Linked DNA regions of Mus musculus: region 2 is linked to region 1. Evidence: chromatin loops called from intact Hi-C (ENCODE). Cell type or tissue: heart. All regions are shown on one strand.

Region 1 (8,000 bases):
GCACACCTACAAAACCCTCATGCTGTTTGTTTGCCAAAGGGAAGTTTCGCTACCTTGGTAAATGGAGAGGGTTCCGGCATTTCCGTGACCTACAGATGTGAGCCCCACAAGCTTCCCACACCTTGGTTTTATACAGGGTTAGAAGCTGGGCCCTGGTAATCTGCCATCCAAGCTACCGAGGCTTGGGGAAACAACCTACTTGAGGGCCAAATTCAGCGTCAAGGTCCCTCAGGAACCTGGCCATGCCATTACACATGACAAGAGGAAAGGTCATCTCCATTGTTCCCAGTCGAATTAGCATCCCTGTCTGTCTGAAAGGCACCATTTTAAGAATATGAAAGAACTAGTGATGTCACTGCTTTTTGTGTGTGTGACAGGAAGAAAAGAAAAAAAAGACCTTTGTTTTTGGCATTTATACTTTGAGGGAAGTTAAAATCTTCCCAAGTGGCCCCAGCTTCCCCCCCCCCCCCCCCATGAGTCAAAGTGTATCTAGGTAACCTGTTTCCCTGAATGACTGCATGGATGCACTTGACACCTGCCCTACCCCGGGCTGCTGACGTCACCAAGCAGAGTTGTTACCTGGGAGAAGTCTTCATGGCTGGATTCTAGTAGAGCACCTGTCTCATTGCTTAGCCCGTGGATGGTGCCACTTGTGTGAATTCGATGTAACACTGTTGTCACATCAGAGATGGATTGGTCACCCCTCACCCCAGGTAGAGACACTCAAGAGCTGCCCCCGAGTGGCTGATGTGGAGTAGATATTCCACCTGTGTCTTGGCAACTTACTTCCTCTGTGGACTGTCTTTGGACAGTGAGGTGTGGGTCTGTGCTGGACCAGCTAGAAATGTCACGGAGGGAGCACCCTTCATCCATGACAATGCCTTGCCTTTCCTATGCAACAGCTCTGGGCTATGCTGTATACCATCTCCCCTCTTCGCAGCCAGCTTCAGGTGATCATTAGCATACTCATTTCAGAGTCTCCCTAGTCTCTGCTCCTCCTCATCCACCCTGCCCCTCCCCCCATCAGGCTCTCTGGGGTCCCCTCCTATAGAACATACCCTGTTCACATCTGTCTCCAAGCAGCTTTTGAGGACCAAGAAAAGGACAGTGACAGATGACACGGAGATCTGGTTGGCAAGGTCGGGGAAGGACACACATCCTTTATTTTATTATTGTTTCTTTTATTTGAAGGTTATTTGAAATACCTCACGGCTGTATCTTGTCTCCCTGAGCTTGCAAGCTTAGAAACATGAGTCCTGCAATTAGCAAAGTTAGTTCCTGGGTGAGTGGTGGCTGGTGTTGCAGAGGGGAGCCACAGGGGGAATGCTGTGAGGTGGTAGTTTGAAAGCAGCTGCTGGCCCTTAGGGGCTCACTATTCTGTCTTAGATTCCAGCCGTTGCCAAAAGCGGCTTCTCAGGAGGGTCTTCAGTTTCTCCTTCTGGGTCCTTCTCCCTCTTCCCTGCAAGGATTAAATTCTAAATTCCTCCAACCCTTGAAGATCTACCTCAGGCACTGGAATCAACAAGGTGTGAGCAAGAACCATTGCAAAGACAAAGTGCCCCAGGGTGAACCTTCAGGCCAGTGCTCCTGGTTTTGCCATCTGGCATTCCTCAAGCTTTGTTTATACTGGTAAGGTGTGGCAAAGCCCTGCAAACCCAAATTCATTGACAGCTTCGCCCTTCAAGGGGCTCGCCATGGGGCTGGAGGAGGTTGCCTAGAGGTTCTACAGATACCCACCAAACACTGGGCATTTATCCAGATTGGCACAAAGCAAACCTGAACCAAGTGAATCCTCAGAGCATTAGTGACTTCATGAAAGGTAGTGTGAACTCCTCAGTAACTCCCACCTTTCTTTCTTGGTTATCTATCATCTATGTCTGTCCGTCCATCTGTCTGTCTGTCTGTGTGCATGTGCACATGTGCCAGGGTGTGTATGGGGTGCAGGTAGCAGAGGATAATCTGTGAAGTTGGTCATCTTCTTCTAGCATGTGGGTTTTGGTGACCAAACTTAGACTGTCAAGCTTGGTGGCCATCAATTTGGCCCACACTGAGACATCTCATTGGCTGTCTGTTATTTCTGAGACAAGGTCTCATCTAGTCCATGGCAGCTTTGGATATGGCACGTAGTCAACAATGACCCTGAACTTTTGAACCTTCTGCCTCTACCTCCTAAAGTGCTGGGGCCATGGGAGTCTGCCACTACACCTAGCTCACTCCACGCTGAGGACCAAACCCAGAGCTTCATGTGTGCTAGGCAGGCACCTTACCTACCGAGCTACACCCCAGCCCTGCCAAGTTCTTCTCGGGGCAAAAACAGACATGGAAGCTGTCAGGAATGCACACTATGCAAATTAGATAGACGAATTGCCTTGCTGGTTCACTTATCCAGTCTGCTAGCAACAAAACTTTCCATGGCTCCGAAGATGTGGACCTGTGTGTCTTCCTGCCCCTCACTTCCTACCCTTGTGTCATGCAACCCACAGGCAGCAATGTATTTCTATGTGTGTATTCCAGAAAACAGCCTCTCCAGGTTCAGGAATATGAATTCACGACGCCAAGCCTTTCCTCAATGGCTTCACTTCTTGCTGCAAGCACTTTCTGTTGCGCCCTGACCCCTACTATCTGTCTTATCAGTCTAGACTATGTATTTATATTTTATTTTGCCATGACAAGTACCTAAGAAGACAAAAAGGTGGAAAGGTTTGCTTGGGGTCATGGTTTCAGAGGGTACAGTTAGTGGTCTCTTGGTTGCATGTTTTTGGGATTGTGACGAAGCAGAATAATGTGACAGAAAGAGGTAAACAGGGGAGGAAGAGGGAGAAGAGGAGAAAGAGGGAGAAGAGGAATCAGGGACAAGATACTCCTTTCAAGGGCACCCCTCCCCCCAGTGACTCACGTCTCCTACCAGGACTTATCACCTACTAAAACACACTCACCTATGAACCCATCAATGGGTTAATTGATGGAATCAGAGCCTTAGGATCCAGTCACCTCTGCACAGAGCTATCAGCTGTGGGTCCAGCATTTGACACACAAATCTGTGGGGAGACAGTTCAGCTGCACACTACAGCAGCCCCCTGAATGACCTAGTCACACATTCATCTCTCGTGGGTCTGGAGCATGAAGTCTACAAACAGAATGGTAAGGTTCTTGGAGGATACCCTCTCTTGGTTGATGGACATGCAGAGATCTCATGTGGCTTCCTTGTTTCATAGGGGCATTGATCCCGTCCTGAGTGTTCTGCCCTTCTGACCTCCTCCAACAGCCTCGCCTCCACTGGAAGTTAGTTTCAAAACCTGACTCTGGGTGACACATTCAGTCCTTAGCACTCACCCTCAGGGGCCACTGGTCTGGGCAGGGGGTGTTTTCAAGCATCTCTGATAGGTGCAATTTTGCAGCCAGGGTTGGTGATCAGACCATTGGCTGCTCTCTCAGAGCATGTCCCTTCTCCTGTGGTTTGGTTGAAGACTTGCTCTCTCTGCTCAGTTCTGTGTAGTTTCCTCAAAGGCCCAGATTACCAGAAGTGTGTGTTCTTGCCCCCTGCGTATTCCCACAACATCCAGTCACCAGAATATAATGAGGTTCTAGTTCTCTGTCCCCTGTCTAAACGTGGAGCCACCTGAGTAAAACCACAGTGTGCTTTGCACTGTCTGCCACATACAGAGAGCTCAGTGGGTCTCTCTCAGACTGCTCGGTCGGAGCCATGAGGAGTCTCAACTCACCCATAAGTTCCTGGGCCCTGGAGTGTAGGAGACCTTGCTGTGTCTTTCGCCTGGCTTCCCCTGTACTGGGACCAATGGCGTGGGAGCCACACTAGCCCAGAAGCTGTGACATCACTCTGCTCAGCTGTCTGGCAGCCTGACACTGTTTAACTAAAGGATTAAGTTGGGGTGAGTCCAGAGATGCGTTCAAATGGCACAGCCAGTGAGGTAGGGTGAGGAAACAGATAGTGAGAACTCGAAAGATCCAGTCCCGGAGGAATCCCAGAGACTGCAGAGCTGGCTTTATCAAGTCTGCTAACCATGGAACCTTGTCGGACCTTGGCTGGGCCAAACTAGGAGCAGAATGCCAGATCTCAAATGGCCACCAGGTGGCGCGCCAGACCGTGTCGACCTTGCGCTCCAGGGCCAGCAGGTGGCGCATTCGCCTTTTGCTGCCTCTTGGCTGCTTCAGGTGCCTGAAAAAGCTTCAGGTGGGAGAAGAGCAGCCTCGGAGTGGCCTTGACCTCAAATTTTGCAGTCAACTAAAGGAAAAGAGGCTCTCTCAACCTCTTTCCGCTCTTCCACCCAGAACATCACGCAGACTTGAAAGACATGTAGTCCTGATTTTAAGTTCTCAGTTGACCCAGCATGTAATAACTACTCGAAAAGAAGTCCTCTCTTGGCTTGTGGGATATGTACCCTTCAAAGTCATGACCCCCAGTAATCCCAGTGGGTGAGGCAGCTGGTCCAGACAGCACTCCTTCACTGTCCTAGTGGGAAAGAAAGGGGGATTGCAAGGTATGAGTCCGAATTTAGTAAAGGCTACCAGGACTATCCAGGGCCTCCACAGCCTGGGCAGCTCGGATAAGCAAGGCGAGGCGCTGTAGCACCCGATACACTTGCTCCCCACTCATGTGGCTCTCTAACATTAGCTTTGTTTGCTTGTCGTTTCCCCTCTGCCTTAGCCCGGAACCAATGCACCCCATTCTGCCCTCATGGCATGGATGATACACAGCCTCCTACCTCCCTCACTCCCGCTCCGCATGCTAAGCTCCACCCTCAGGATCCCCAACAACGCCTCTGGACCCTACGTTCCTCTTGTCTCTCTGTCTGAGTGCAGATCCTGCATGCCAGCAGCTTAAACTGTCTCCCTTGGATCTCTTCTGTTTCTGGAGGGTCATGTGTGTTCTGATGTGAGGTCCTGGCTCTAGTTTCTCTCATGAAACTCCCAAGCGGCTGGCTCGAAGCGCATCTGGTATCTGTTCATTTCAAAGTGGTTAGTCTGGTGGTTTTCACTCACTCGGTACCCAGAGTTCACAGCTCAGGCCCTGGAACAGAACCCTAAAAGAGTGAGCTTGGGATGCCCAGTATATACAAACGGCACAGCCTTTCAGGACAGTGACCCGAACTCCTATTCTCTTAAGGAATCAGAGCCCCTGAGATAAGCGCCATGACTTAGGAGCAATGCTGGACCCACTGTGACCACTATGTCTCCCATCAACTCTCTGGACTCGGACACCCAACCAGGCAGGCTGCAGGCATATCTAGGGTAGGGTAGCCTGAGTACCTTGGTTGTTGCCATGGTGATGGATACTCACCTCTAGTCAATGAGAACTCGGAAGCTGATGTGGGTGCAGGACAACAAAGAACATCTCTATCTTGGATACAAATTATGGCTTCTTTTCATCTTCCTTTAACTGCCTTGCTTTGAGCCTTGCAATTTAGATCACAGAATAAAACCCTTTTAAGTACTACATATTAAAAATCATAGGCCATTAAGGAGCCTTTCTGAGGTCTAGGCCCAGGTTGGTCTCTTCAAAAAGTATGTGTAGGAAAGCATAGAGAACTAGGCAAAGTAATCAGCATGTCACTGAGTCAACACGGATTTATTGAACAGGGATTAGATGCTAGGGCAACTGAGGGCTTGCAGTCAGGACTGTGTCCCCATGTCTTAGTTTCCCTGGTGTGCTAGCAGGTTTTACGTCAACTTGGCACAAGCTACAGACATCTGAAAAGAAGGAACCCCAACTGAGAGAATACCCCTATAAGTCAAGCTGTAGACAAACCTGCAGGTCATGTTCTTAATTAGTGACTGATGTAGGAGGACCCAGCCCTTTGTGGGTGGTGCCATCTCTGGGCTGCTGGTGCTGGATTCTATAAGGAAGCAGGCTGAGCAAGCTATGATGAGCAAGCCAGTAAGCAGCACCCCTCCTGACCTGTGCATCAGTTCCTGCCTCCAGGTTCCTGCCCTGTGTGAGTTTCTACCTTGACATTCCTCAGTGATGGATCATGACGTGGAAGTGTAACACAAATAAATTGTTTCCTGTGCACCTTGCTTTTGGCAACATTGTTTCATCACAGTAATTGTAAAGGTATCAGTAAGACTGTTGCAGACTTTTGTGGTTTTGTGTGTGAAGGGGTTCCTTTCCCATCCCTGTTTCACTTTGCTCTGTTTTTATATGTTCAGCTATCCTGTAACACTTGGTTTGCAAAAAGGAGCCATACACGTGTGTGTACATGCATGTGTGCATGCGTGTTGATTATAGGAAAGCAAGGGGAGTCCCCCCTCTCAGCCTTTGTGCAGGCAGGACCCTCTGAATTCACGCTGTCACTTTCCCCTTAGTGTTTGGTCTGAACTTCAAATGTTTGTTTATTTGAGGTGAGCATCCTTCTCTCTTTGAAGACCCAGTTTATTCAGTCTGAATGGAAATAGCCCTCATCCAACATTCTGAACATGGCTCTAAGATTTTTCTCTTCTGGCTCTTTGAAGGAACCAAGGCCCTGCACTCCAAGTGTTTGTGTATGCCCCTCTGCACTCAGACACCCTAGTTTCAGAGACTAGCAGTCACTATTCCCTACAATAACTCAGGATGGCCATGGGAGTTGATGACAGACCCGAGGAGCATGACAGCTATCTTCAAGCCAGCTGGCTGCTGGCTTTCTGGCAGGCATCAGTGACCTTGGCTTGTGGTAGCCTCCGTCTGATGGTACCAGTCAGCTCCATAACACTAAAAGCTCAAGGTTTCTGCTTCCTAGTTGTCTTGCACAAGGCACAGTGTGTATTAGTGTCCCAAACCCCACTCGTGTGGACTTGGATGTTGGATTTCCCTAGACTCCGTTCTAATTACAACTTGTTTAGTGGCCAGTTCTGATGACTGTATGTATATAGCATAGAGTAACTGATCCACTCACCACTGTGTCCTCCAAAGCTGGCACAACTTCTAGCACATAGTATGTGCTTAGTAAATGCTAATTAATAGATATTAGACAGCACAAGATAGGTCTTAATTATGAGCCTGATCATGAGACACACGAAGCCTCCAAGAACTAGATAGACCTCTATTCCTGGTCTGAAGGCTGAGCCAGGGTTGGGGTTGGAAGGACCCACTCTATGCCTGGGGAAGTCCTGGGTGAGGAAACCTTTGAGAGGAGACCAGTCAAAACAGACCTGTGCTAGGGCAGCCATTCTCCTAAGACCCAGTGTTCCTCTAGAGCAGTGCTTCTCAACCTTCCTAATGCTATACTCTTTAACACAGTTCCTCATATTGTGGTGACCCCCAACCTTAAAATTACTTTTGTTGCTACTTCATTACTGTAATTTTGCTACAGTTATAAATTGTAATGAACGCCGGGCATGGTGGTACATGCCTTTAATCCCAGCACTCGGGAGGCAGAGGCAGGTGGATTTCTGAGTTCGAGGCCAGCCTGGTCTACAAAGTGAATTCCAGGACATCCAGGGCTATACTGAGAAACCCAGTCTCGAAAAACCAACCAACCAAACAAACAAACAAACAAAAAAACAACAACAACAAACAAACAAAAAAATTGTAATGAAAATATCTGTGCTTTCTGATGATCTTAGGCTACCCTGTGAAAGAGTCTTTCCACCCCCAAAGGGGTGGTGACCCACAGGTTGAGAAACAGTGCTCCAGATCTATCAAGGCTGAGCTTGTCAGGACTCTGAAACCATGAGTGGCTGCAGTGGAGACTGCTTTCCAGCAGGGGCCCCCAGGATCTGTGCATTGTGACACTGTGATAACTACAGTTTTTTAAGTTGTTTTGAGACAGTCTAATGCGGCCCAGGCGGGCCCTTAGCTGGCTGAGGCTGAGGAAGACACTGTAGAGCCCTGACCCTCCCTCCAGCTTCTGCCTCTAGAGTGGCTGAGATTACAGGCTTGTGTGCTTCTAATAACCCTGTATTAGAAGGTGCTGGGGATTGAACCAGGGCATCTGGAATGCTCAGCCTACCCTCTCGCCACCGAGCTACATTCCAGCATCTAGGACAGGGTTTGAGCCATC
Region 2 (8,000 bases), 140 kb after region 1:
ACCCCATTTAGTCTGACCTTTTTTTCCCTTTGTCTCCTTGTGGGTGCTCTCTGCTGCACCCCTTGGAGTGTTCAGTCAAACGTTTGGGATGAAGGCTGCCTGATGCTTCCGGATTGCCTTTCTACAACAGAAGAAAGGCCACCTTCAATTCTCAGTGGTCAAACAGATGGAGATCTGCAGAGCAGTTTTCTGAAGACTGCCGGGTGCTTTGCTTTCAGCTTGATCTAGACTTCAGAAGCCTGCTGAGACAATGCATCTGCACTCAGATATGGCAGACTCAGTTAATATTTCAGATCATATTTGCAGATGAGTTCTAATAATACAGAAGTCCTATGTTTGAACAAAAGAAGAGGAAAGTAAAACCTCCAACTGGGCTGCTTCTGGGGAAGACAGAAAGAAAAAAAAAAAAAAAAAAGAGTGGATTTCTCCTCGGAAGCCCAGCCTCCTTAGCATAGACCTCTCCGGGAACCATTAACTTTCAAGATTCGTCAATCCCGACTGACTATGGTTCTCTTGTCTCATGAATTGTAAGGGCCATGTAGCTGCTAGATAACTCAAAGACTTAAGTGTACTCACAAATCAACCTTATACCTGTCCCAGAGGACAGTGGCTCGTTGCTAAAACAGCACTGGACAAGGTTGTTTGGAAGGGAATGGATTTTCAGTAAAATATAAAATTCTCTAGATACTTAGAAATAACTTTTCTGTTCAGCATGATGGGTCTTTTGGCTACTCCAAGGTTAGCAGTTTTTCTTTCTAAACAAAGAGCTAAACGGGAGGGCCTCAGGCTGGGTGTCGGGGTAGGCGGATGGCTCAGCCCTCAAAGTGCTTGCTTTGTAAGCACAAGGACCTGAGCTTGGTGCCTAGAACTCATGTTCAGTTTAAGAGGGGGCAGTGTGGTGAGATGTGTAATCCTGGAACTGGGGAAGGAGGGACAGACAGATTCCCTGGAGCTAGCCTGGGCAGCAAGATTCAGGTCAATTGGAGGTCTTGTCTTAAGGAACTAAGTGGACACCTTAAGAAGGCCACTGGGTTGTCCTCTGACCTCCACATGCATGCAGCTGTACCCATGTGTATTCATGTCCTCTCTTCCACAAAGAGAGGACTGTGGGGACTAATCCATGTGGGAGAGGGGACACTGGGGTAGGGGTAAAGAGGAAGATGGTTGAGGCTCTAGCCCTAAAGACACAAGATTTCATTGTATCCCATTGCTCCCAACACAAGGCAGGAACTGTCCCCCAACTTCACAAATGACAAACATGAAATTCAAACAATGTCTGAATCACTTCTCAAGGTCACCAGGTAGAGGCAGAACTGTGTCTCTTACCATTCCAAATCTCCTAGTGTCTTGACTGTGACTCAGCTGCAAGATGTCCCTACTTTGGCCTCACAGCCCTCTCCCTTGTAGCCACTAGGATTTTGCCTTCAGTAAAGGCAAGATGGACTTACCTGTCCCTGGTAGAAGAGCCAGCAATGCATCCTCCTTGGCCCACCTAGGCCCGCCTAACACCAAAAAGACAGAAGGTGTCTCTGGTCCCTCAGAAAGGACTCACGATACCCCATAGCATGATGGCATCCATAGACACAGGGACTGAGAAAACTGGAGAGTGGCCTTTATATTGCATTTCATTTCACAAACACAGTGAAAACAAATCCTGCTAATAGGATTGCAGAGTCTACAGGCCTAGGCAAGTGATTCTAAGGAAATAGAATGTCTCTCAACACACCTGGAGATTGACTGCAGGGCCGAGACAATGACAGACACCCAGGAATTAATCAGGAGAGCTGCCTGTCGCTAAAGAGAGGAGTGGAGGCAGAGCACGAGGCTTCTGTTTTGGGGCCTGATTCTTCTGTGGTTTCATGGCTCTCAAGAAGGAGGAAGTGTCTAGGCAGCTCTCCATGATTTTCAACCACACCAGACTTTCCCCACGGAGGGGTTTTGTGCAGGTGTCCTCGCTGTGGCCCTGTGTGATTCCCTAGAGGAGGCACGGTGTCCTCTGGTCCCAAGGAGTTCTTTCTTTCTAATCTTGGCCTGGTCTGCCAGCAGCTCTAACAGAGCCAGGCTTAATATTATTCTCTGGATGCTCCGGTGATTTGCCACCCTGGGTCTCACATCTTTTACTTTTGCCATAGCCTTACTGTGGTAAGGAAGCTGGGACTGAGCAAGCTGGGGATCGATGGGGCTTGACAGATGCTTTGAGGGAAAGAGGGTAGTCTAGGCTGCCTGTGCCACATCACTTGTGTGGCTCACAAACTCTGGATCTTTCAGGTCCCCACATTTCTGTGCAAAGAGATCTGCTATAGGGAGCCAACCAGAGATGACCACTCAGTTATACCTAACTGAAAGTTTGTCTTCCATCCAGCTAGGACTACACTCAGATATTCGGGATCCCAAGCTGAGTGTTTAGGTAGGATAAAGGGTTTTTGAAGACAAATACTACATTCTTGGTATCTCTCTTGGCAGCTGCAGGGGTTGTTTTTGTGCAAGCAAGCAGTTTAACAGAAGCTAAGGTAAGTTAGCTGTAGCATCTAGGAACTTCGGGTTCCTAGAGTTGGGTAATTTTTCATGGGTTTCTCCATCAAGGAGAACAAGTTCTAGTTAAACCTGAAATGGCTTCAGCAATAGCATAAGATGGAGGAGCCTCCACACTGTCTTGCCCTGTCACAGATCCACAGGTATAAAATCCTCAGGAGACAACCAGAGTCATCATGAATTTGCCTTTGACTTTGCAGCCTGTGTTAAGATGGGGTTTTCTGGAACATTCCATGTTTGTACAGAATTTCCCTTCCCTTTGGGTAGTTGCTATAAGCCCTAACTCTCTCATTCCCTCCCTGTCCTGGCTCTAGGGAACCCTTCTCTGGTGACATCCTCACACCCTGCTCTGTTTGCCCCTTGGAATAGCAAGTAAACGCTGCTCATCTGCCACCAGCATCTACTTTAAAACTTTTAAATTTACTTTTATACGTGTGGTTGTTCTGTTTGCATGCTTGTCTACATACCACATGAATGTCTGCTGTCTAAAGAGGACAGAAGAGGGTGTTCAATCTCTTGGAACTGGAGTTACATACAGTTTTTAGTTGCCGTGTGGGTTCTGAGATTGAAGTGCAGGTCCTCCAGAAGAGCAGCCAGACTCTGAGCCATCTCTCCAGCTCTAGCATCTATTTCTGACCCATTTCAGTGCTATGAACACACACAGAGACAGAGCAATGCCCAATGTGAGGTACATGGGAAATGGACAACTCTTAGGAGTGATGAGTGATAGATCAACTTCTGACCTTGATATCCCATTGCAGACACACCAATCTGAGTTTCAGTCTTCTGGAGTCTCAAGACGGTCCTGGAGAACAATTGGTTTCATTTGTTTCCAGTTAAAGACCCAGCAGGAACTTATGTATGCTGCCCCTGTTGGTAGGAAGGAGTTACTGCTTCCTTAGCATCATCCCTGACTCTTCCCCACAGCAAAAGGCAGAAATAAAGGTGGAACCCAAACCTTTCAAAAGGTCCATCCCAAGCCAGTGAAAGTGGTGTGTTTGTAGGAGAACAGAGTTCTCCCTGGAGAAGTGGACAGTAGTACCTCTGCAGGAGAGATGGGCTGGGCACATGAAAGGTCGCCTTCTAGTACAGAGAAGCCCCAGTTAGGCTCTAGTCTCACAAGGTGACATCCTGGTGCCACTGGGCTTCACTCAGGGTGTGTTTGTAGTCCTGATATTTCCTCTTGCAGGCCACTATGCAACCAACCTGCCAACATTATTCACTTGTCCAAATGTCTGGGTGCAAGGAGAACAGAGGTAGGCTCACCTCTAGGTCAGCTTTGGAACGGTAGAGAAGCTGTCATTTGGAAAAGAGTTGAGTAGGAGATAGCAGGAGTGTGGGAGGCTGGTTGGTCCATTTCTACTTCACCACACAATGCTGAGAGCTCAGGAGGGTTTGTTGTTATTCATTTACGAAGAGTAAGAACCTCTTAGAATTATGAAAGTAATTAAGAGGCAGCATGGCATCCAGACAGGCAAGGATTCTGATAGTTAAATTACAACACCAGTCCTCTCTCTGGGGAGGTGCAGACATGCAGGAGCAGAAACTAGGCAGGGATATAAGACTCCATACACTCATGCGACATTAATGCTGCAGACTAGCTTGTGAGTGGGCACCTGACCAGAACTGAACCAGCTAGAGTTCTTCCCTACTGAGGTTCCAGGTTGGAGCTGTCTGGAGGTAAGAGGAGAAAGGGATGAGGTAGGAGCTTTGGCTTGGATACTGGGCTGGAGTGGAATCTCCAGGCAGAGGCAATAGGGTCCTTTGTCCCATTCCTTCCACAGCCCAGCTGCCCATCAAATTCCCAAGTTTGGGTGAGACAGCTTTCGTCTGAGCTTGTTTAAATTGCATTTGTGTTACTTCAGATCAAAGTGTGCTATGTTAGCAAGCTTTCCACTGCTGTGACACCCCCCCCCCCCCAACAACTGAAAGTTAGCCTTGGCTCAGGGTTGCAGAGGCTTCAGTCTTTGGTCCCTTGACCCCATTGTTTTGGGCTTGAAGGAGGCAGAATCATAGTGAAGAGTGCATGGTAGACTAAAGCTATTCATACTGTGGTGGCTGGAAAGGACAGGCTGGACACAGAGAACTGGGTTCCCAATGCTCCCGGGGCATACCCCAGTGACTCATCTTATTCCATCTCCAGTATCACCCCCAGCTTTCATCACATGAACTTTTGAAATGGGGACTTAAGATCCGACCACAGAGGATGGAGATATGACTCAGTGTTTAAGAGCCATTGGCTGCCCTTTCCAGAGCATCCAGGTTAGATTCCTGGTACCCAAATGAACTCACAACCATCTGTGACTGCAGTTCCAGGGGATCCAATGTCCTCTTTTTTCCTTTTCCATAGGTACTAGGCACAAAGGCAGGTGAAACTCCCATATACATTAAACAGCAACAACCAAACCATACCGTGCTGACTCTGAGAAACAAACCTTTTCTAAGCACCTGGCAGACCAGGCACTATTGCCGTCAACCTGCCTGCCTCCACCTGTTCCTTAAGAAAGACCTTTGTGGGCTGGAGAGATGGCTCAGAGGTTAAGAGCACTGACTGCAATTCTAGAGGTCCTGAGTTCAATTCCCAGCAACCACATGGTGATTCATAACCATCTGTAATGGGATCCAATGCCCTCTCCTGATGTGTCTGGAGACAGCTATAGTGTACCAATAAATAAAAATAAATAAATCTTAAAAAAAAAAGTAAAGAAAGGGAGAACAAAAGACCTTTGCTGGGGAAGGCAACGTCGTTGCAATGGGTTCAGATACTTTGTATTTAGATCACACTGAAACAAATGTGTTCAAGAACAACTTTGGGCCATTTCATAGCCACTTTGTTCTGAAGACTTCCAAGTTGCAGCCTTTGCCCTTCTGCCCTTCATCTGACTTTGGCATTCTTGTGCTGGCTTGGGGAGCACTAAGCTGGGGTGGCAGAGTAATGGGGCTTACATGGAGGAGTGTAGGCTGGGTTGGGGATAGAGGAGCACTTGGCTAGGAGTCCTGGTTTTGTCCCTTTCTAATTACAAGGTGTCAGGTAAACCACTGAGCCTGTCTGAGGGTTTATCTTCTCACCTATGAAATGGGGGGGGGGGGATACTAATGCCCAACACATGGACTTATTGGAAACAAAGTTTTAAATTCAAGTGCTATGACTGTTGCAGAGGGAAAGCAGATCACACTGACTGACAGCTCTTCAATCATCTGATTCTGTTCAATGCCATTTAATAAGTATTTGCTGAGTGGTCACCACATGCCAGTTCTGCTTGAGGATCTTGTTATTATCAGGACAGACAAGGTTTGTTCTAAGCAATAAATGTATCTATGGGACAGCAGGACATCATACAATTTAGAAAACCTTGAACTGAGAGAGTCCCAACAAAGAAAGAAAACCAGGACAGAGTGAGTGGTCTGTGTACTTGAAATGGGGACAGTCCTATAAAATGTGGGGCTCCTGGTGTCCATAAATATAATCCTAGAAACCTGATGTGTCATCTCGCCAAGCCCCAGGAGTCACAGAATTTCTAAGTATCTCTTTGCAAGCTCCATTTTGTCCAGCCCTAACAACTAGGGCCCTCATCCCAGCATCCTCATCCCTGCACCCACACCTTCATCCCCTTAACCTCATCCCTGCACCCTTATCCCAATGCCCTCATCCCAGCATCCTCATCCCTGCACCCACACCTTCATCCCCTTAACCTCATCCCTGCACTCTCATCCCTGCACCCTCATCCCAGCAGCCCCACTGTTCAGCATTTCACTCTTTTTTTTTTTTTTTTTTTTTTTGCTTTTTCGAGACAGGGTTTCTCTGTATAGCCCTGGCTGTCCTGGAGCTCACTTTGTAGACCAGGCTGGCCTCGAACTCAGAAATCCACCTGCCTCTGCCTCCCGAGTGATGGGATTAAAGGCGTGCGCCACCACGCCCAGCTGCATTTCACTCTTTACGATGCATGTTTTGTGCATTCTCATTTGGCATTCCCTGAAGCTGGTGGTGCAGGTGCATCAGCTCTGTCCCAGACAATGAAGAGTTAAGTGATTTGATTGACATAGCTGTGGCCTCAGATCCTGAATCAAGGTTTCTACATCTACACTGAGTGTGACTTTTAGAAGGGCCACATAGCTGGTGTGTTTATTTGCAAGCTCACTCACTTGAAAGCAGTGGCCCCATGTGTTCCTGAGAATCTAAGGGCAGCATCCATATAACTGTAGATACCTTGTAAACTGGCAGGGCACAATCCTGGGCTTTCTGGCCTTGGGTGGCAGGTGTGCAAATTCTGCAAAGGGAACAGCATTAGTGACTCTCACTCACCACTGCTTTCTTACATGAACAGCTGCACATTCTGGAAGAGAGATGCAAAGCTTCAAGTAGATAACTCTCTGTGACCACTGGATGTCAGCACTGACCAGTGCTTGATAACTGAAGCTCTTGGTAGGACAGGAAGAGCCCACTGCATCAGGATTTCAAGTAGATCCGAGAGGAACCTTGACCAGAGGCATAGAGCACACTAGCTATATATTCTCAACAAACAGTTGGGTTTCTCTGGCTCCATCTCTGCAAGCTACTGTCCTTTCCTCTAGCTCTTCTGGACCTGATCTTTAAAGGAATATGGGATGGTTTGAATATAACGCGTCACACAGAGGCTTGTGTATTGGAAGCTTGGTCCACAGATTATGGTGTTATTTTAGGATTTTGTGAAACACTCAGGAGGTTGACCTGGTTAGAAATAGGTCACTGGGATCTTGAAGGTTATTCCAGACTTAACTGGTTTCTCTTTCTCTACATGTTGTCTTCTGGGAGATGAAGAATCTCCTTTGCCACATGTTTCCATTGACATGGTGTTCTACCCAAACACTTGAAACTAAGCAACCAGGACTGAACTCTCTGGAATTGTGAACCAAGATGACTTTACCCCTCCTACAGCCTTTCCTCATACAGTCTGAAATTCCACATTTATTAAGATCTCGGCTGGCATATGAGCCTTGCCCTTGCCTCTCCAGGCCTCCTCTTCTGAGAGGATTTTTTTCTTTCTTTCTTTCTTTCTTTCTTTCTTTCTTTCTTTTTTTTTTTTTAGTTTTGTTTTTTAACTAGGGCAGCCTTCCAGACCAGCAATCTGGTACACACATCACAAGAGGCTCTATCTTCATCGGCTGAGACTAAGCAGTATGGTATACACGTTAACTGTGGGCTGTGGTGACAGCTTACTTAATGGTGAATTCTTCTATGACCTGGAAATGTCTCCAGGATGGACCTGGATGGCTACCTCAAACTGCCAGTGGATCACACAGTGCAATTTCCCGACAGGAGAAAGCCTTCTGTTCTCACAGCTAGTAGAAAGCCCCTCTTTTCTCTTCTGTCAGATGTTGAGATGGATTCTTGGGGGCTCTCAGAGATACCCTTCTTCAGTGCACTTTGTTTCTCTGGAGAGTTGGTCTTAGGGCATGACCTGAGCAGCCATATTATCTGGCTCCACTCA

The links. Peaks named below come from ENCODE experiments on the same cell type or tissue, not always from the same donor. Only the 100,000 strongest peaks of a DNase experiment are listed, where the experiment ranks them.
Region 2: it touches region 1 in a loop (4-fold over the local background); 14 of 42 quality-filtered maps call a loop at or near these places.

The regions. Positions count from the first base shown.
Region 1 is chr19:59,235,549-59,243,548 of GRCm38, forward strand. It overlaps Kcnk18 (potassium channel, subfamily K, member 18), which reads left to right. Exons shown (of 3, transcript NM_207261.3): 3 at 1-1,822. The coding sequence ends at 61. Among named protein-coding and RNA genes, the nearest start is that of Kcnk18, 20 kb to the left of the region's middle. In heart, no CTCF peak of the experiment used is centred here; DNase peaks (open chromatin) are centred at 4,083 and 6,626; H3K27me3 peaks cover 2,637 bases.
Region 2 is chr19:59,373,269-59,381,268 of GRCm38, forward strand. No RefSeq gene overlaps it. Among named protein-coding and RNA genes, the nearest start is that of Gm33756, 12 kb to the right of the region's middle. In heart, CTCF peaks have their summits at 3,416 and 6,915 (motif pointing right); no DNase peak of the experiment used is centred here; H3K27me3 peaks cover 1,367 bases.